Linked DNA regions of Homo sapiens: region 2 is linked to region 1. Evidence: read pairs that join two places in POLR2A ChIA-PET (ENCODE). Cell type or tissue: Panc1. All regions are shown on one strand. Each heading gives the region's core, and the rest is flanking DNA. Links, peaks and the distances in the headings are about the cores only. Region 1 overlaps PC (pyruvate carboxylase). Region 2 overlaps TOP6BL (TOP6B like initiator of meiotic double strand breaks).

What was found. ChIA-PET counts read pairs that join two places held together with the same protein. Peaks named below come from ENCODE experiments on the same cell type or tissue, not always from the same donor. Only the 100,000 strongest peaks of a DNase experiment are listed, where the experiment ranks them.
Region 2: POLR2A ChIA-PET joins it to region 1 with 10 read pairs; 2 of 35 experiments call an interaction of 5 or more read pairs at or near these places.

The regions. Positions count from the first base shown.
Region 1 is chr11:66,937,092-66,947,980 of GRCh38, reverse strand. The region is part of intron 3 of PC (pyruvate carboxylase); the gene reads left to right. Among named protein-coding and RNA genes, the nearest start is that of MIR3163, 8.0 kb to the right of the region's middle. In Panc1, for the core only: no CTCF peak of the experiment used is centred there; no DNase peak of the experiment used is centred there.
Region 2 is chr11:66,810,704-66,821,592 of GRCh38, reverse strand. TOP6BL (TOP6B like initiator of meiotic double strand breaks) reads right to left here. Exons shown (of 15, transcript NM_001302084.2): 8 at 7,578-7,728; 9 at 5,394-5,540. Among named protein-coding and RNA genes, the nearest start is that of RCE1, 27 kb to the left of the region's middle. RefSeq lists an enhancer at 8,232-9,015. In Panc1, for the core only: no CTCF peak of the experiment used is centred there; a DNase peak (open chromatin) is centred at 5,792.

The DNA of each region.
Region 1 (10,889 bases), core at 1,101-9,100:
GGCTTTTTTTTTTTTTTTGAGACGGAATCTCACTCTGTCGCCCAGGCTGGAGTGCAGTGGCATGATCTCGGCTCACTGCAACCTCTGCCTCCCGGGTTCAAGCGATTCTTCTGCCTTAGCCTCCCAAGTAGCTGGGACTAGAGGCGCCCACCACCACGCCCAGCTAATTTTTGTATTTTTAGTAGAGAGGGGGTTTCACCATGTTGGCCAGGCTGGTCTCGACTCCTGACCTCAAATGATCCACCCCACCTCAGCCTCGAAAAGTGTTGGGATTACCTGCGTGAGCTACCGCACCTGGCCCTTAGGCTTGTCTTGAACTCCTGAACTCAAGCAGTCCTTCCCACTTTCCACCTTGGCCTCCCAAAGTGCTGGGGTTACAGGCATGAGCCACTGTTCCTGGTCAGTTCTTTTTTTTTTTTTGAGACTGAGTCTTGCTCTGTCGCACAGGCTGGAGTGCAGTGGCACGATCTCGGCTCACTGCAAGCTCCGCCTCAACCTCCCGAGTAGCTGGGACTACAGGCACCCACCACCACACCCAGCTAATTTTGTTTTTGTATTTTTAGTAGAGACGGGGTTTCACTGTGTTAGCCAGAATGGTCTTGATCTCCTGACCTTGTGATCCTCCCGCCTCGGCCTCCCAAAGTGCTGGAATTACAGGCATGAGCCACCGCACCCAGCTTTTTTTTTTTGCTGATTTCATTATATGGGTATTACAGTTTATCCAGTCACCTTTGTTGGTCATCTCAGGTGCTTCTACTTTTTGGCATCTACAAATAAAGCTACTGTGAACATTTGTGTATAAGTCTTTGTGTGAACATATATTTCCTTTTCTCTTGGGTAAATGCCTAGGAGTGGAGTGGCTGGATCCTGTGGTAGCTGTATGTATGTTTAACTTGAACTGCCAAATTTTCTGACGTGGTTGTAGTATTTTACATTCCTACCAGCTGTGTATGAGAGTTCCAGTTTCTCTTCATCCTCCCCAACACTGGCTATGGTTAGTCTTTTAAATTTTAGCCATTTAAAAAGGTATATGGTGGTATCTCATGGTTTCAATTTGAATTTTCCTAATGATAATGATGTTGAGCATCTTGTCATGTGTTTGTCATCTGCCAGTACTGATTTTAAACTTAGTAAAATTTCTATGTAAAATCACACGTCTAAACTAACTACTCAGTTACATGTTTTTTGTTTTGAGACAGGGTCTTGCTCTGTGCCCCAGGCTGGCTTGCACTGATGCGATCGTGGCTCACTGCAGCCTCGACCTCCCATGCTCAAGCGATCCTCCCATCTCAGCCTCTTGAGTAGCTGGGACCATGGCATGCACGTCATGCCTGGCTGATTTAAAAAAAATTTTTTTTTTGAGATGGAGTCTCACTCTGTTGCCCAGGCTGGAATGCGGTTTCATGATCTTGGCCTACTTGCAACCTCCGCCTGCTGGGTTCAAGCAATTCTTCTGCCTCAGCCTCCCGAGTAGCTGGGATTACAGGCGTGGCCCAGCTAATTTTTGTATTTTTAGTAGAGACGGGGTTTCACCATATTGGCCAGGCTGATCTCGAACTCCCGACCTTGTGATCTGCCCGCCTTGGTCTCCCAAAGTGCTGGGATTACAGGCATGAGCCACTGCACCTGGCCTTTTAAAAAATTTTCTTTGTAGAGGTGGGATTTCACTGTGTTGCCAGGGCTGGTCTCAAACTGCTATCATGCGATCCACCTGCCTCAGCCTCCCAAAATCATGTGGTTACAGATGTGAGTCACCACGCCTGGCCTCAGTTACATGTTTTAATTGGAATCTCAAGACTGATTTGTTATTCTAAACAGACCATATTCTCTTAGAGTACATAAAGTAACAGACAACACACAGATTTCTTTTTTTTTTTTTTTTTTTTTTGAGACGGAGTCTCGCTCTGTCGCCCAGGCCGGACTGCGGACTGCAGTGGCGCAATCTTGGCTCACTGCAAGCTTCGCTTCCCGGGTTCACGCCATTCTCCTGCCTCAGCCTCCCGAGTAGCTGGGACTACAGGCGCCCGCCACCGCGCCCTGCTAATTTTTTGTATTTTTAGTAGAGACGGGGTTTCACCTTGTTAGCCAGGATGGTCTCGATCTCCTGACCTCATGATCCACCCGCCTCGGCCTCCCAAAGTGCTGGGATTACAGGCGTGAGCCACCGCGCCCGGCCAGATTTCTTAACACAAAAATATAAATACTATGGTTTTTATTTTCCTAGCCTTGTCTATATTTAATCTAATATTTTCCTGGAATTAGAGAAGCTTACCTAATAAGGAATTAAATACATGATTTTAAAGTATAGTAAATTATTTTTCTAATTAACTTTTGGCCTTTCTTTCTCAACTGGATGACATTTTCTTTATAATTAAAGAGACCCCTGGCAGGGATGAAACTGGACTTTGAATCTAACTGCTAAGCAGAGCCTGCTCCACTGCCACCATTTTGCCTCCAAATGGGGATGGTCTCACAGCCCATGTGCCTCAAATAGAAGTATCACATTACTAATGTCTTCCTCTTCTCATCTCATGTAACTCTGCAGTTCCGACCCGCCCCCCCAAACCATTTGAATTCAGTTAATCTATTTAAGGCTTCCTTTTTGTTATGCAGTATGGCCACAAAAATAGGTGGAACTAAATACAAAATAGATACAGTTTAGATTCTTTAGATTCTCTGTATCTCCCAAGGCTTTCTCTGACCAAGGACTAGTAAAATCATGTCTGACCCACCAGGGCTAGAATTTGAGTCCCAGTCTTCTGAGTCCATGTCTGGCATTTCCTTCCATCTCTTAAACCTTTTCAAATAAAGAGAAAGAGGGTGGTACTTAAGAGTTCTTACTTTCTGATCACGCCTGGTTACCAATAAATTATAGCATCTGGAACCAGTGCCACCTTTTTCATGTTCTTCAGTTCACGCCCCTGGAAATGGTGAGAATTTTGGCCTCTCCCTAACCTCCCGGTGGAGAGCTACCAATCTTTGGAGAGCCCATTGCCATCAAATTCTTGTTAGAAATCTGCGTCTTGGATGATAACTAGATGCAGAATTGCATTCCTGTCCTGGTCACTGGGTATGGCCCCAGGAAGCTTGTAGGTGGTGAGTGGACCTGGTTGAGAATTATTAATGCAGTTTGACCTCTCCGTTGATGTCTGATGCACATGTGGCCCAATGTGAGTAAGAGCAGAGGTTTGTAGAGTGACAAGAAAAGGACATTTGGGGGAGAAATTGGCAGGAGGCTGACTTAGGTTTTTGCGCTGCAAGAGTTTTTCGTCCCCCATTTTAAAAAATTGTGGCAAAATACATTGTCTTCATCCCTTTGGGCTGCTATAACAAAATAACCTTATTCTAGGTAATTTATAAACAATAGAAATTTATTTATTTATTATTTTTATTTATTTATTTTTTGAGACAGTCTTGCTGTGTCACCCAGGATGGATGCAGTGGTGCAATCTCGGCTCACTGCAACCCCTGCCTCCCAGGTTCAAGCGATTCTCCTGCCTCAGACTCCTGAGTAGCTGGGATTATAGGTGTGTGCCACCATGCCCAACTAATTTTTGTACTCTTAGTAGAGATGGGGTTTCACCATGTTGGGCAGGCTGGTCTCGAACTCCTGACCTCAAGTGATCCGCCTGCCTTGGCCTCCCAAAGTGCTGGGATTACAGGTGTGAGCCATTGCGGCCGGCCTGAAGTTGTTTTTTCTGAGACGGAGTCTTGCTCTGTCACCCAGGCTGGAGTGCAGTGGTGCAATCTCGGCTCACTGCAAGCTTCTCCTCCTGAGTTCATGCCATTCTCTTGCCTCAGCCTCCCAAGTAGCTGGGACTACAGGCGCCCACCATCACACCCGGCTAATTTTTTGTATTTTTATTGGAGACGGAGTTTCACCGTGTTAGCCAGGATGGTCTCGATCTCCTGACCTTGTGTTCCGCCCGCCTCGGGCTCCCAAAGTGCTGGGATTACAGGCGTGAGCCACTGTGCCCGGCCTTTTGTTCTTTTCTTTTTTTTTTTTTTTTGAGACAGTTTCGCTATTATCACTCAGGCTGGAGGGCAGTGGCTCACTGCAACCTCTGTCTCCTGGGTTCAAGAGATTCTCTGCCTCAGCCTCTCTATTAGCTGGGAATACACGCGCCTGCCACGACGCCCGGCTAATTTTTGCATTTTTTAGTAGAAACGGGGTTTCACCATGTTGAGAAATTTCTTTTTTTTTTTTTTTTTTTTTTTTTTTTTTGAGCCGGAGTCTTGCTCTATAGCCCAGGCTGGAGAGCAGTGGCGCGATCTCTGCTCACCACAAGCTCCGCTGCTTCCCGGGTTCATGCCATTCTCCTGCCTCAGCCTCCCAAGTAGCTGGGGGACTACAGGCGCCTGCCACCACGCCCGGCAAATTTTTTTTTTTTGCATTTTTAGTAGAGACAGGGTTCCATCGTGTTAGCCAGGATGGTCTCAATCTCCTGACCTCATGATCCTCATGATCCGGGCCTCGGCCTCCCAAAGTGTTGGGATTACAGGCGTGAGCCACCGCACCCGGCCGAGAAGTTTATTTCTTAACGGTTTTGGAAGCTGAGAAGTCCAAGATCAAGGCAGCAGCAGATTCGGTATCTGGTGAGGGCTTGTTCCTCACAAATCATGCTGTCTTCAGGCTGCGTCCTCACAGGGTGGAAGGGACAAGGCAGCTCCTTTTGACCGTGACCCCTTTTTTTTTTTTCCTCCGACTCCTGGGCTCAACATCTTCCCACCTCAGCCTCCTGACTAGCTGGGATTATAGGCGCCAGCCACCATGGCCAGCTCGACCTCTTTTATTAGGATGCTAATCCTACTCATAGAACAGGACCCTCATGACAACCTCCTCAAGGCCCCACCTCTTAATACGATTGCATTGGGAGTTAGGTTGAACATGTGAATTTTGAGGGGATGTCCATATAACACATGTATTATGTACACCTGATATTAAACTTACTTTTTTTTTTTTTGAGATGGAGTTTCGCTCTCGTTGCCCAGGCTGGAGTGTGATGGCATGATCTTGGCTCACCGCAACCTCCGCCTCCCGGGTTCAAGCAATTCTCCTGCCTCAGCCTCCCGAGTAGCTGGGACTACAGACGCCCGCCACCAGACCCAGCTAATTTTGTATTTCTTTTTAGTAGAGACGGGTTTTCTCCATGTTGGTCAGGATGATCTCAAACTCCCGACTTCAGGTGATCCGCCCGCCTCGGCCTCCCAAAGTGCTGGGATTACAGGTGTGAGCCATCGCACCCAGCCGAAACTTTCTTAACCATTTTCCAGCGTACAGTTCAGTGGTATTAAGTATATTTATATTGAGCAACCATCACCACTATCTGCAGACTTTTTTTCATCTTGTAAAACTGAAGCTCTGTAACCCTTAAATCCTGACTCCTCATTCTCCACTCACCCAAGCCCCTGGCACCCACCATTCTACTTTCTGTCTCTGAATTGGACTGCTCTAGGCACCTCATATAAATGGAATCATACGGTATTTGTCTTTTTGTGACTGGCATATTTCACATAGCATAATGTCCTCAAGGTTCATCCATGTTGTAGCATGTGTCAGAATTTCTTTTTTTTTTTTTTTGAGATGGAGTCTCGCTCTGTCGCCCAGGCTGGAGTGCAGTGGTGCGATCTCGGCTCACTGCAAGCTCCACCTCCCGGGTTCACACCATTCTCCTGCCTCAGCCTCCCGAGGAGCTGGGACTACAGGCGCCTGCCACCATGCCCAGCTAATTTTTTTTGTATATTTAGTAGAGACGGGGTTTCACCGTGTTAGCCAGGATGGTCTCGATCTCCTGACTTCGTGATCCGTCCACCTCGGCCTCCCAAAGTGCTGGGATTACAGGCATGAGCCACCGCGCCCAGCATTTTTTTTTTTTTTGAGATGGAGTTTCACTCTTGTTGCCCAGGCTGGAGTGCAATGGTGCGATCTCGGCTCACTACAACCTCTGCCTCCCGAGTTCAAGCGACTCTCCTGCCTCAGCCTCCCGAGTAGTTGGGATTACAGGCATGTGCCACCACACCCGGCTAATTTTATATTTTTATTAGAGACGGGGTTTCCCCATGTTGGTCAGGCTGATCTCAAACTCCTGAGTTCAGGTGATCTGCCCGCCTCAGCCTCCCAAAGTGTTGTGATTACAGGCGTGAGCCACTGCGCCTGGCCGGAATTTCTTTTTAAGGCTGAATGATGGGGGCCAGGCATGATGGCTCACACCTGTAATCCCAGCACTTTGGGAGGCCGAGGCAGGCAGATCACGAGGTCAGGAGATCGATACCATCCTGGCTAACACGGTGAAACCCCGTCTCTACTAAAAAATACAAAAAATTAGCTGGGCATGGTGGCGGGCACCTGTAGTCTCAGCTACTCGGAAGGTTGAGGCAGCAGAATGGTGTGAACCCGGGAGGCGGAGCTTGCAGTGAGCCGAGATGGCGCCACTGCACTCCAGCCTGGGCGACAGAGCAAGACTCTGCCTCAAAAAAAAAGAAAAGGCTGAATGATATTCCGTTGTATGGATTTTACTTATCCATTCATATATCTGTGGACACTTGGCTTGGTTCCATGTTTGAGCTATTATGAATAATGCTTCCATGAATATGGGTGTACAAATATCTCTTTGAGACTTTGCTTTCAGTTCTTTTGGATATATACCTGATTGCTGGGTCAATGGCAATTCTATTTTTAATTTCTCAAGAGCCTGCTATGCTATTTTCCACATCAGCTACAGCATTTTACATTTCCATTAACAGTGCATGAGGGTTCCAGTTTTTCCACATCCTCACCAACACTTTGTTGTTTTGATAGTAGCCATCCCAATGGGTATGAGGTGATATCTCATTGTAGTTTGGATTTGCATTTCCTTAATGATTAGTGATGTTGAGCACCTTTTTTTTTTTTTTTTTTTTTTAGATGGAGTCTTGCTTGCTCTGTTGCCCAGGCTGGAGTGCAGTGGCACCATGTCAGCTCACTGCAACCTCTGCCTCCTGGGTTCAAGCTATCCTCTTGCCTCAGCCTCCCAAGTAGCTTGGATTGTAAACATGCACCACCATGCCTGGCTAATTTTTGTATTTTTAGTAGAGACGTGTTAGCCAGGCTGGTCTCGATCTCCTGACCTCAAGTGACCACCTGCCTCAGCCTCCCAAAGTACTGGGATTACAGGCGTGAGCCACTGTGCCTGGCCTTGAGCATCTTGTGATGTGCTTATTGGCCATTTGTATATCTTCTATCTTCTTTGGGGAAATGTCTGTTCAAGTCCTTTGCCTTTTTAAATTTTTATTATTTATTTATTTATTTATTTTGAGACAGGGTCTTGTTCTGTTGCCCAGGCTGGAGTACAGTGGCACAGTCTTGGCTCACTGCAGCCTCGACCTCCTGGGCTGCAGTGATCCTCCCACCTCAGCCTCCCTTGTAGCTGTATTTTTTTGTATTTTGTATTTTGTAGCTGTAGTTTTTGTATTTTTTGTGGAGACAGCGTTTCACCATGATGCCCAGGCTGGTCTTGAACTCCTGAGCTCAAGTGATCTGCCTGCTTCAGCCTCCCAAAGTGCTGGGATTACAGACATGAGCCACTGCACCTGGCAAACTCCCAAAATTCAACACACACACACAAAAAACCACCTGATTCAAAATGGGCAGAGGGGCCGGGTGTGGTCCCAACTACCAGGGAGACTGAAGTGGGAGGATCACTTGAGCATGAGAAGTCGAGGCTGCAGTGAGTCGAGATTGTACGACTGCATTCCAGCCTGGACAACAGAGTGAGACCCTGTCTCAAAAAAAAAAAAAAAAAGTTTTGGGAACTTTCTATGTATTCTCGATATTAATCCCTTATCAGATACATGATTTGTAAATATTTTCTTCCATACTGTGGATTGCCTTTTTACCCCATGATAATGTCTTTTGATGCACAAAATTTTTACATTTTCTTGAAGTCCAACTTGTCTATCTTTGCTTTTTGTTGCCTGTGCCTGCCTTTGGTGTTGTATCCAAGAAATCATTGTTAAATCTAATATAAAGCTTTTCCCCTATGTTTTTTCCAAGAGTTTTGTCATTTTAGGTCTTATGTTTAGGTCATGGATATGGTGTCAGGTAAGGGTCCAATTTCATTCTTTCTCATGTGTCTCTGCAGGAGTTGTTTTTTTTTTGTTTTTTCTTGTTTTTGGTTTTTTTTTTTTTTTTTTTTTTGAGACGGAGTTTTGCTCTTGTTGCCCAGGCTGGAGTGCAATGGCACGATCTCGGCTTGCTGCAACCTCTGCCTCCCGGGTTCAAGTGATTCTCCTGCCTCAGCCTTCCGAGTAGCTGGGATTACAGGCATGCGCCACCACACCTGGCTAATTTTGTATTTTTAGTAGAGACGGGGTTTCTCCGTATTGGTCAGGCTGGTCTCAAACTCCTGACCTCAGGTGATCCACCCGCCTTGGCCTCCCAAAGTATTAGGATTACAGGCGTGAACCACTGTGTCCAGCCTCTGCAGGAGTTTTAAGTACAGTCTGTCCTCACCTGTGGCTGTGTTCCCCTTTAAGGTGGTAAAGGAGCACTGTGAGATACAGTATTTCATAGCACAGTTGTTTCTTGCTATCCCCTGGGGACTGGTTCCAAGACCCCCCTATGGATGCCAGAATCCTCCAAGATGCTCAAGTGCTTGATAGAAAATGGCATAGTATTTGCATATAACCTATGCATATCATCTTGTGTACTTTAAATCATCTCTGGATAACTTAAAATACCCAATCCAATGTAAATGCCATGTAAATAGTTCTTATACTGTATTGTTTTTATTTGTATTATTTTTTATTGTTGTATTGTCATTTTTTATTTTGCTTTTTCGAATATTTTTGATCCCCAGTTGGTTGAATGAGTGGATGTGGAACCCACAGATACAGAGGGCTGACCATATAGTAAACGAAGGCAGTGATGTCACTGAGTGACGACTCTGCTCTCAAAGAGGAGGGAAAATGTGCTTCACCATAGGGCCAGTATTAAATGACTGGGGGGTGCAGAGAAGATGAAACCTAAAATGTCAAGTCATTTAACACAGCAATTCCAGTTCTAGAAATGTAACCTGTGGTATCATGGGACAGGCGTGCAAACATATGAGGTGATAGCAGAAAATGGGAAATCACCAAAACGTACATCAGAAAATGATTGCTACATATGAAGTCTGTTCTGTGTCATATGATGTAGCCTTTAAAAATAGCTCATGTATCCTAATCAAGCTGTCACTCTAAATTTATTACCATAGGACGAGAGCTATGATGCCTTTACACAAAAAATATATATTATAAAACAGAATGTATAATATCTCATTTTTTGTTATTTTGGAATGCTATACCAACAATTTGTTCAGGTTGCTGGAGTTACAAAATTATGTGTTTAAAAAATTTTCTATATAGTATTTTTTTCTTTATAGGATGTTTTAATTTTAAGTTATCAATTTAAAAAATCTAATTAGAGAAGGGTGCAATTCATAACACTACTTGGGGCTTACGGTCGAGTACTAGGTACTTAAATATCAGAGTTTGACTCTTTTACCCCTCTTTTCCAAAAAATTGTTTTGGGGGATGAAAACCTCTTTCTAAATGCCATATGAGATATAGATTGCTGGGGAGTGGTGGAGTGAGGACTTCATAAATGCTGTTCCTCCATTTAAAGGAATGAGAAAACTGGCAAAAATGATTAAAACCAACTTTTTCAGAACTCGAGAAATTAACCAAAGGCTTGCAACAATCTAAGACACATTTATTCAGGAAAAATCGCAGAAAAAAGTTATTCTTGTTTTCAACAAAAAGTTATGAGGCATGCAAAGAAACAAGAAAGTATGGTTCATACACAGGAAAGACACAGTCTTTTCCAGCCTAGATGTTGGACTTCATAGACAATGATGTTAAATCAACTATTTTAAATTTGTCTAAAGAACTTAAGGAAAATGTGAGAAGAGTGTCTCACCAAATAGAGGGAGGCCAAGGCAGGTGGATCACGAGGTCGAGAGATCGAGACCATCCTGGCTAACACAGTGAAACCCCGTCTCTACTAAAAATACAAAAAATTAGCTGAGTGTGGTGGCACGCACCTGTAGTCCCAGCTACTCAGGAGGCTGAGGCAGGAGAATCGCTTGAACCTGGGAGGTGGAGATTGCAGTGAGCTGAGATGGCATCACTGTACTCCAGCCTAGGCAACAGAGCAAGACTCAGTCTCAAAAAAAAAAAAAACAAAAAAAACCCAGAAATTCTGGAGTTGAACTGTGTAGTTACTGACATGAAAAATTCACTAGAGGCTGAACAGCAGATTTGAGCAGGCAGAAAAAAATCAGCAAGCTTGAAGATGGTACCTTGAGATTTTTCAGGCTAATGAAAAAAGAATGAAGGAAAATTAACAGCCTCAGAGACCCATGGTGCACCGTCACACAAATCAACATATGCATCATGAGAGTCCCAGAAGGAGAGGAGAGAAAGGGTCAGAAAGAATGGCCACAAGCTGATGAAAAACAGTAACCTACCCACTCAGGAAGCTCAGTGAACTCCAATGAGGATGAATATCAGAGATCCACACCTAGATATTTCATAATCAAAGTGTCAAATGACAAAGAATCTTGAAAGCAGCAAGAGATGAGCAACTTATCTTGTTCAAAGGATCTTTGATCAGATTAACAGCTCATTTCTCCTCAGAAATCATGGGAGCCAGGAGATAGTGGGATGAACACTGTTGAAGGCAAAACCTTCAACTGTAATTATTGGACTTTTGAGTCTTAGATGGTCCTGACCTCTTTGTCTTCAGGGACAGTTTTTCAATTTAATCCCTAATAACAATTAGTCAAGCTTCCTTGACCTGTAGGAAGGCCTGTCTTTAGGCCGGGCACAGTGGCTTACACCTGTAATCCCAGCACTTTGGGAGGCCCAGA
Region 2 (10,889 bases), core at 1,471-9,470, 130 kb after region 1:
GTGCATCTGCAAAAGCTAGTCTTAAATTACCAGATGTGGCCTGTAATCCCAGCACTTTGGGAGGCCGAGGCGGGCGGATCACGAGGTCAGGAGATCGAGACCACGGTGAAACCCCGTCTCCACTAAAAATACAAAAAATTAGCCAAGCACGGTGGCGGGCACCTGTAGTCCCAGCTACTCGGGAGGCTGAGGCAGGAGAATGGCGTGAACCCGGGAGGCGGAGCTTGCAGTGAGCCAAGATTGTGCCACTGCGCTCCAGCCTGGGTGACAGAGTGAGACTCCGTCTCAAAAAAAAAAAAAAAAAAATTACCAGATGTGTAAGATTTAAGACACTTGTTTACTAATACACTGATGAATTTCTTTTAAATCCAATACTGAGTACAACGACTGAGATACTGCAGGCCCTCAGAATCAAGCTAAACAGAGGTGTACAAATTATCACAGTAGTTCAGGAATGATAACACTGGTTTCTGAGGAATCCGAGTTCTTTAGAAATGTTCAGTAGGGCTCAGAACATGGTATCAGGCTTGCATTATCCAAGGATTAACCATGAGCGAGGATAACTACTTCAAGATTGCTGTTCATGTGCTTTGAGTCAGGACTGGGAGTGGGAAAGATGCCTCTTGGAAGAAGAGACCCCTACATATCCACAAATAATTACCTTTTTTTAGACAAAATCTCCCAGCAACTTACACACCTACCTAATTCCCACTCATAAATCTAAGAAAGCTCAGGAAAATTAAGGTGGAGAATGACATTATTTTTTAAAGAAACAAATAAGGGATCCTGTTTAATTCATAGCAGAAATATATACCATGTACTATAAACAACAATCCCAGTGACTCCCAAAGGAGAGGAGAAAGGGAGAAGCAAAGGTCCTATAGAGTGTGTCTAACCCTACTCTACGTCTATGTGAACATCACTGTTGTGGCAGTGCTTTCAGACGTACTGTGGTAAAGAAAAGGTTAAAATTCACAGAGATGACACAGAACTGTTGGTATGAGGTCCTTTTAAATGGGAGATTATCTCTGTTAAAGTAACCACAGGCACCACTGCTCAGTCTCATTCAGAAAAGCTAATATGTGAGAGCAACAGGCAAAAAAACTATGCCATCAAACAATAGGCCACCATTTAATGATCCCGATGCAGCAGGCACAGGAAGCCAAATTTACAGGTCACCTGGAGAAAATCCTTCTTGATTATTCTTTGTTTTCAGTGTTCAGAATTCTATGGGAAGCAGCCTAAAACTGGCTGGCTTTTTCCAGGACTGTATTAAAAATGCAAACCAGAAGAACATTTTCTACCACAAGGCACCATGATCCTTTCCTGGTAGGGAACGTAATATATGGTAAGCTCAAAAGGATTCTGGAGCTGGAGTCAGGGAGAACATAGATTCTAGGGCCAATTCTGCCATCAACTAGTGGTGATGAAATCTTTTCTTCAGTATAGAAAATGGCTTTATACCACCTGCTCTCACAGGTATGTTGTGTAGATAAACTGCGATAATGTACACAAAGTGTTTTGTGGGTTTTGTTGCCCAGCCTGGAGTGCAGTGACACGATCTTGGCTCACTGCAGCCTCGACCACCGGGGCTCAAGTGATCCTCCCACCTCAGCCTCCCGAATAGCTGGGACCACAGGTGTACACCACCACCATGCCTGGCCAATTTTTTTTTTTTTTTTTTTTTTAAGACAAGAGTTTTGCTCTTGTTGCCCGAGCTGGAGTGCAATGGCGTGATCTCGGCTCACTGCAACCTCCGCCTCCTGGATTCAAGTGATTATCTTGCCTCAGCCTCCCGAGTAGCTGGGATTACAGGCGCCTGCCACCACACCCAGCTAATTTTTGTATTTTTAGTAGAGACGGGGTTTCGCCATGTTGGCCAGACTGGTCTCAAACTCCTGACCTCAGTGTGATCCGCCCGCCTCGGCCTCCCAAAGTGCTGGGATTACAGGTGTGAGGGACCATGCCCGGGCAAATTTGTATATGTAGAGACGAGGTCTCGCTGTGTTGCCCGAGCTGGTCTTGAACTCTTGGGCTCAAGCGGTCCTCCTGCTTTGGCCCCTCAAAGTATTGGGATTACAGGAGCCAAGCCACAGTGCCTAGCCCATGAAGTGTTTTGAAATGTACACTGTACAGTTTCAAAATATTGCTATTGCTATGTTAATGTATCATCTAGATTGGTATTTTCCATAGTTTGGTTTTAAGAACAGCTTCAAGAAATCAGATCTCTTTTGAAAGCAGACATTTAATTTAAAAGTCAAAGTTCATTCCTAAAACTTTTGACCACCAAATGCTTTTGACATTGGGGAAAATAATGAGTTAGTCACAAGAAAAAAAAAATGAGTTAATCACAGAAAAGTTACCATGACAAGGTAGGTGGGCATAAGGCCAATTAAGTAATTTTCTTAAAGACACATGGAAACAGACTAACTTTGCACCATCTGTTTCCTAAAAAAGAGGCTCTAGAGAAAGCTTTTAAGGATATGAGAAAGAAAAGGGGGAAGAGAAGGTAAAATTATCACTATGTCTATATCTACCTTCCCTCACTGTGCATCTTCTTCAGAGGCTAGTCTTAAATTACCAGATGTGTAAGATGGGAGAGCCTTACTGTGTTTACTAATACATTGATGAATTTCTTTTAAATCCAATACTGAGTACAACAACTGAGATACTGCAGGCCTTCAGGGTCAAGCTAAACAGAAGTGTACAAATTATCACAGTAGTTCAGGAATGATAATACTGTGTTTCTGAGGAATCTGAGTTCTTAAGGAATGTTCTTTAGGGCTCAGAACATGTTATCAGGCTTGCATTATCCAAGGATTACCTTCTGACAGACCTTAAAAAAAGCCTGCCAGAAGGTAGCAGATCTTAAGTCTTAAGAGGGTTTTAGACCTGGAAGGGCCTTTGATGGGGCCTAGCCTAACAATCTCATGTTAAAGATATGAAAAGGGAGGCTCAGATTTACGTGACATACTTCCCAAAAATCATTGAGGAAGTTGGTATCAGTGCTAAAATTAAACCCAGGTCTCTTGATTCCACCCTGATGTCTTTTCCACAATAATCAGCTGCTGCTCTTACCAACCTCTGTCTATGTGAGCATAAGCCACAGGGAACAGCCCCAGGAATCCTCACATTAGTTTAGGTATCTTCTATTTTCCATTCCCCTGGTGTTAATCATCAGAACGGCGGTACACCAAAGACCATTAGCTCCTCAAATAAAGAGCTACAAGCCAGAGCCCCAGGAAACAGTGCTTCTCTCCTAGTGTGTACAGCATGTGTTGGGAAAAGGCAGGGAAAAGTTTGCCTTATCTTACTTCTGAGAGGCTCAGAAGGAAGGTAGAAGGAAGAATACCACAGCCAACAATGGTTTGTTCAATAAATAATTGACACCAGTCAACATGAGCTCTTTTGATCTGGTGTAAGCAGTCTCTTTTTTCTTATGACTCAGTAGGAGCAGGGCCACACCAAATAGCACTAGAGTGCCTGGAGAATAGAGTCCCACGAAAACACATTGGCCCATAGAGAAAGGAGAACAGAGACATATCAGAAGCACCAAAAGGGAGGCTTACGAACCTTTCCCCAAATTTGTATAAGCTCCACTTCTCCTTGTAACTTTCCTCAAAGATTAGGAGGGCATTGAGAAACACTTAAATTTATGTCCCAGGGTTTATTGGATTAAAATGCAGAAGTCAACTCCTGCTCATGCTCAGTGGTTTTCAAATTTTACTCTATTTAAGAATCACTTGAGGCCAGTGCGATTGCTCATGCCTGTAATCCCAGCACTTTGGGAGGCCGAGGTGGGAGGATCACTTGAGCCCAGGAGTTCAGACCTTGCCTCTACAATAATAATAATAATGGCCTGGTGTGGTGGCTCACACCTGTAATCCCAGTACTTTGGGGGGCTGAGGCGGGTGGATCACGAGGTCAGGAGTTCGAGACCAGCCTGACCAACATGGTGAAACCCCATCTCTACTAAAAATACAAAAATTAGCCAGGTGTGGTGGCGTGTGCCTGTAATTCCAGCTACTCAGGAGGCTGAGGCAGGAAAATTGCTTGAACCCGGGAGGTGGAGGCTGCAGTGAGTCAAGATCACGCTATTGCACTCCAGCCTGGGCGACAGAGGGAGACTCTGTCTCAAAAATCATCATCATCATCATCATCATCATCATCCAGTGATTCTGATGCATGTGTTTCATGGACCAGAAAATGAAACCACTGTTTTATCTCTATCATAGATAACCTTTCTGATTGATAACAAATTGTCACCCATCTAATAGATAAACACCAAAGGTTCCCTGTTGCATACCTGAATAAGAACAGGTGTGCATTTTTTAAATCCACCTGGAAAGGCAGCATGATGATGAAAAGTTCCCAAGCCTTGCTGTACATCAGAATCACCTGAGAAGTGATTTTATTTTATTTTATTTTATTTTATTTCTTGAGACAGAGTCTCAATCTCTTGTCCAGGCTGAAGTGCAGTGGTACAATCTTGGCTCACTGCAACCTCTGCCTCCTGGGTTCAAGAGATTCTCCTGCCTCAGCCTCCTGAATAGCTGGGATTACAAGAAGCTGCCACCATGCCAGCTAATTTTTGTATTTTTAGTAGAGATGGGGTTTCGCCGTGTTAGCTAGGCTGGCCTTGAACTCCTGGCTGCAAGTGATCCACCCACTTCAACCTCCCAAAGTGCTGAGATTACAGGCATGAGCCACCGCACCCAGCCTGAGAAACTTTAAAAACATACTGACAAGCACTTGGGGATGCCGAGGAAGGAAGATTACTTGAAGCCAGGAGTTCGAGAACAGCCTGGGCAACAAAGCAAGACCTCCATACAAAAAATAATAATACAAAATATAATTGAAAAAGTTATCCAGGTGCACTGGCATGCATCTGTAGGCCCAGCTACTTGGGAGGCTGAAGCGGGAGGACCACATGAGCCCAGGAGTTTGATGTTGCATTGAGCTATGCTCGCGCAACTGTACTCCAGCCTGGACGACAGAGCATCTCTAAAAATAAAAAAAATTTAAAAACATACTGAACCCTAAGCCCCACCTCAGTCCATCTGGAAATCAGAATCTCTGGGGAGTAAGCATTTTAGATGCTCTCCAGGTAATATATTGTGCGGCTAACGTTGAAAACCGCTGATCCCTAGGGAGCAATATATGAAGTATCTGCTGATTTCTGGCCAACCAGACTAGAAATGTCATCATTTAAGCGATGCATCAATATATGAATCTTTTCTATAGGATATGTTCATTTTATTAAGCAAGGTTTTTCACTGAACTTATTTATTCTACAGAAATATATCTAATTTAGATGTGTGCATTACACAAAGTTTCCCTCTCTCTTAGCATTTGGCACACCCCAGCTGGCAACCCCATTCTCTTATACTTACCCCAGATTTCCATTTGCTGGACTGGAAATGCACTGTGGAAATCCACAAAGAGAAAAAGCAGCAGAGTTTGTCCTTGAGGATCCATAGTCTGAGACTGATCCTCCTCACTGGATTCCACCTGATAACTCACATCTGGAAGCACCAAATCTAGAGGACAAGATATTACACGAATTTCTAAGATAAGTAAAGCTCTTGAAATACAAAGTGACTACAGAACCTGTATTCTGAACAAAGAAGGATCTGAGAATAGGAGATCTAAATCTGAACACCCATTTACCCTCCTGAACCTGTTTCTCTATCCACATGATGGAAGCAAATCATAATGACTCACAGGAAGAACATTAAAATAGTAACTATGTGTGTAAAATGCAAGCCAAACAGCACTCCTTTACATTACTGAGAAGCTCTACACAATAAATTCATTGATTCCTTGTACAACTTTCTAAGGCAGGTATGGCTGGTAAGAGGTTAGATTCACCTGAGTGTAATGACAACAGCTAATTTGTGTTATGTGCCAGGTACTGCATCAAATGCTTATGTACTATTTCAACATTTAGACTTCACAACAACAGTATCGGATAGAACCTATTCTTATGCCCTTTTACAGATAAGAAAAGAGGCACAGATAGGTTAAATACCTCGTCCAACGGGAGCCAGTAGGTGGTGGAACTGAGTTCTAGACTTTGCTAGACTGACTAAAAAACCTGTTCTCTTAGCCCCAATACTATATATTTGTATCCCCAAATGTAATCCATTGCCCAGTGGTCACTTTCTAGCACCTTGATCCTTTAGAATACAATCAGGATAGTCCCATATTTCAGATCCATGTAGAGAAGTACCTCCATGTGGATCCTGGTTCTGTCCTTTAGAGTAATAAGGGAGGGAGATGAGAGGACATTTCCTACGTTATTCATTTCCAAAGTTAACTGAGAAAGTTCAGGACCATGAATTGGCAAAAAACTAAACCAGCAAAGCCCAAAAACAAAAATGAAAGAGAAAAGGAGGTATGGCGATCCCTAGAAATTCACCAGTCATATCTCTATTCGAAATCGGTGGAGTCTATCATTCCCTCTAAGATACTGCCCCATCCCAGTAGGCTTCAATGTTCTCATACCAGTCATAGCCGCAGAATACCTCTTCCCTACTGGTCGTCTTCTTCAGGAGCCAGACGACCAGACTACCTTCTAAATTTCAAAGGATTCTAGTTAGAACAGTCAATCTCAAAACTGCAACCCCTCCTAGATATCAGCCCATGGTCGCATACTCCAATTTCCCAGTTTTATTAGCTCAGTTATTAACCTCCAGCTTTTAGCATGATTCACCCAAAGCTGGTGTGGTTAGAGCTTATGGGAATATTACAGCCAGCTTCCTAGGCCTAATACTATTACATCTTGCATTTGTATGCGTTTTAACTTTTTCTAAGGAATTTTATGTGGATTTTCTCAGTTCATTATGAAGCATTTCTCTTCCACAGTAGTTCAGAGGTATCATTGCTCCCTTACTCACCTTTGTAAAGGCCCAGAGTTGACAGATTAGGTACATTAGAAATCCTCTGAACAAGTATCTAACAGAAGGACCAGGAATAGAGGAGGCAGCAGAGGAAGTAAGAGGAGAACCAGTATCAACATGCAATGCCAGGCCGGGTGCGGTGGCTCACACCTGTAATACCAGCACTTTGAGAGGCTGAGACAGGTGGGCCACTTGAGGTCAGGAGTTCAAGACCAGCCTGGCCAACATGGGGAAACTCTGTCTCTACCAAAAATACAAAAAACTATTAGCCAGGCATGGTGGTAGGCACCTGTAATCCCAGCTACTCGGAAGGGTGAGGCAGGAGGATCACTTGAACCCGGGAGGCGGAGGTTGCAGCCAGCCAAGATCATACCACTGCACTCCAGCCTGGGCAACAGAGCAAGACTCTGTCTCAAACAAAACAAAAACAAAAACAAGCAACAAAAAAAAACATGCAATGCCAAAACAAGCTCTGAAAGAGCTTGCCTGTTTGACACCTGTTTGCCTCACTTCAAGTGGTCTCTCACATTTGGCCAGACCCTGACCCCCAAACCCCAACCTGGGCCATCAGATCTCTGGTCATATTTTTATACACACGTTCTATTCATATTTCCTTTCATTTATCTAATATTCTTCAAATGTCTTAATTCCTGTGCAGAAAGAGGGAGGATATACCTCTATCCAAATTGAGATCCAAATTGGGTATCATACACAAATGGTATTTTTTCCAGTCAACTAAAGAAGAGGTATCTTTGAAGAAAGTAGTCATCGGCTGCTCCCAAGTTGACAATATCAGAGGCAGACCCAAAGGTCCATATAGAAATATGTGTAGTTGCTAAAGAAAACTGCCAAATTTTAGTATCTTATGACTATGTATTCACTTGTATAACAAACAAACAACACTGACCTGGTTTACACTCCCATAAGTGTGCTATGCAGTTACTTTTTTTTTTTTTTTGAGATGGAGTCTCGCTCTGTCGCCCAGGCTGGAGTGCAATGGCGCCATCTCAGCTCACTGCAACCTCCACCTCCCAGGTTCAAGTGATTCTCTTGCCTCAGCCTCCCAAGTAGCTGGGATTACAGGTGCATGCCACTATGCCTGACTAATTTTTGTATTTTTAGTAGAGACGGGGTTTCACCATGTTGGCCAGGATGGTCTCGATCTCTTGACCTCGTGATCTGCCCACCTCGGCCTCCCAAAGTGCTGGGATTACAGGCGTGAGCCATCATGCCCAGCCTATGCAGTTACATATTAAGCCTTTTCCACACTGAAGACAGATGTGAGGCACCAGAGATAGATCCACTAGGATCCCCAGAAATTTATTCTGGGTTTAATAAGTGTGAGCTACAGATATAATATTAAGACAGTTTATTTATTCATCCGGTTCACATGGTCATAGATTTGAAAGGCACCACAGGTTAACATTGTTTTAAGTTCTAAGTTCTTGGGGTACAAAGACAAATATCCAGATAATACCTGTCCTCAAGTTTATCATATTTACAACATGGGAGACAGACATAAAAGCCGGTAAGCTGTAATACAATGTGATACATGCTAGAAGTATATACAAGAGAATATCTTCTAGGAAGTATTTGAGTATACTTAGATTGAGAAGGAAACTTCCTCGGATTGTCTCCAAACCTATTATCTAAAACAAAGGAAGGCATGCCCCTGAAATGGTTTCTATCTCTGAACTTCCCATTCCCACTCTCACCCTACCTGTAACCCAGGGTTTCTTAACCTCTGCACTAGTGACACTTTGGGCCAGATAATTCTTCACTGCGGTGGGCAGTCCTGTGCACTATAGGATGTTTAGCAGAATCCCTGGCCTCTAGCCACCAAATGCCAGTAGCACCCTTCTTACGTTACCCCCTCCATGACAATAAAAAACGTCTCCAGACATTGTCAAATGTCCTTTAAGGACAAAATTACCCCATTAAGAACCACTGCTTAACCTTTCTTGTCCCCTGAACCAAGGCCAGAGACCAGAATGTGTGCTTTCCTTTATCTTTCATTCGTTTTCATCCTCTTTCTTATGGGGTAAACACAAGGTATTGTGAAGATTAAAATTCCTACCCAGTGGGCACTGAGGCATTATGGAAAGGCTTTATACCCATAAATGAAGTCTCCCTCACAAATCTCAGAAGGCATTAACACATGAACTAAGGCTGACTCACTGTTTAGGGCAAGGGGATTTTTAAGATGCAAACTCAGGGCCAGGCGCGGTGGCTCACACCTATAATCCCAGCACTTTGGGAGGCTGAGGTGGGCGGATCATGAGGTCAGGAGATTGAGACCATCCTGGCTAACACGGTGAAACCCCGTCTCTACTAAAAATACAAAAAATTAGCCGGGCGTAGTGGCGGGCGCCTGTAGTCCCAGCTACTAGGGAGGCTGAGCCAGAAGAATGGCGTGAACCCGGGAGGCAGAGCTTACAGTGAGCCGAGATTGCGCCACTGCACTCCAGCCTGGGCGACAGAGCCAGACTCCGTCTCAAAAAAAAAGATGCAAACTCAGAATAAGAGGGGAGTGTTTGAGGAGCCAAGATGTGCAGTTGTCTTATAATTGGGTTGTTTAAATCATTTACTTGTAATATGAAGATAGCTATAGTGGAGTTTAAATCCATCATCTTTTTTCCATTTCTTGCTTGTATTCTTTGTTTCCTTTTTCCTCTTTTCTATTTTTGGATTAGAAATTGTTTTTTACATTTTAAAAAGTGTTTTCTCTCTCTCCCCACCCTTTTATAAGACACAAGGTCTCATTCTGTTGCTCAGACTGGAGTGCAATGATGTGATCATAGCTCACTGCAGCCTCAAATTCCTGTGCTCAAGCGAGCCTCTCTCTGCATCAGCCTCCAAGGTAGTTGGGACTACAGGTGAGAGCCACCATGCCTGCCAGGAATTTTTTATAACTCCATTTTATCTCCTTTTTAAGTTATTAGTTATAACTGTTGCATTAAACCAGGGATTGCCAGGCTTTATTAGTATACAACTTTAACTTATCACAGTCTACCTTCAAATGATATTATAACAATTCATATAAAGTTTAAGAATCCAACAATATACTTCCACTTCTCTCCTCTTGGCCTTTGTGCTATTGTCACAGGTTTTATTTCCATAGATGTTATAAACCTTATACATTATATTTTTGCAGATCCATGATCAATGAACCCTAAGCATAAGAAATATGAAGAGTATAGGCTGGGCACAGTAGCTCATGCCTGTAGTCCCAGCACTTTGGGAGGCCAAGGCAGGCGGATCACTTGAGGTCAGGAGTTCGAGACCAGCCTGGCCAACATGGCGAAACCCTGTCTCTATTAAAAATACGAAAATTAGCTGGCCATGGTGGTGGGCACATGTAGTCCCAGCTACTCGGGAGGCTGAAATGGCAGAGATAGAAATCATTTCAGGGGCCTGATTGATTGAACTCAGGAGGCAGAGGTTGCAGTAAGCTGAGATCACACCACTGCACTCCAGCCTGGGCAACAGAGTGAGACTCCATCTCAAAAAAAAGAAATATGAAGAACATAGAAAATGATAGCAAGATATGTCACACACACACATGCAAAATTAGCCAGGTATGGTGGTGTACACCTGTAGTCCTAGCCACTCAGGAGGCTGAAGTGGGAAGGTCACACGAGCTTAGGAGTTCAAGGCTGCAGTGAGCTAAGATCAAGCCACTGCACTCCAGCCTGGGAAACAGCAAGACCCTGTCTCTACATAAATGAATAAAGCCTCAGTGAACTGCAGGATAACTTTAGGTGGCCTAATTCAGGAATGTGTAATTGGAGCCTGAAGGGAGAGACTTCAAGACTTGTTTTTTAAAGATTTTTTTTTTTCTGGTAAGGTACTTGTGAAAGGAAAATTAAAACTCAAGACCCCAAATCACTATGCCAAAAGGAAATAATTTAGCTGAAAGCTGAGTCATGCAAGAAGCTGTCTCTCCTTTTGTTCCTAAGCAGATAGCTACAGATAAAGGGTTAAATA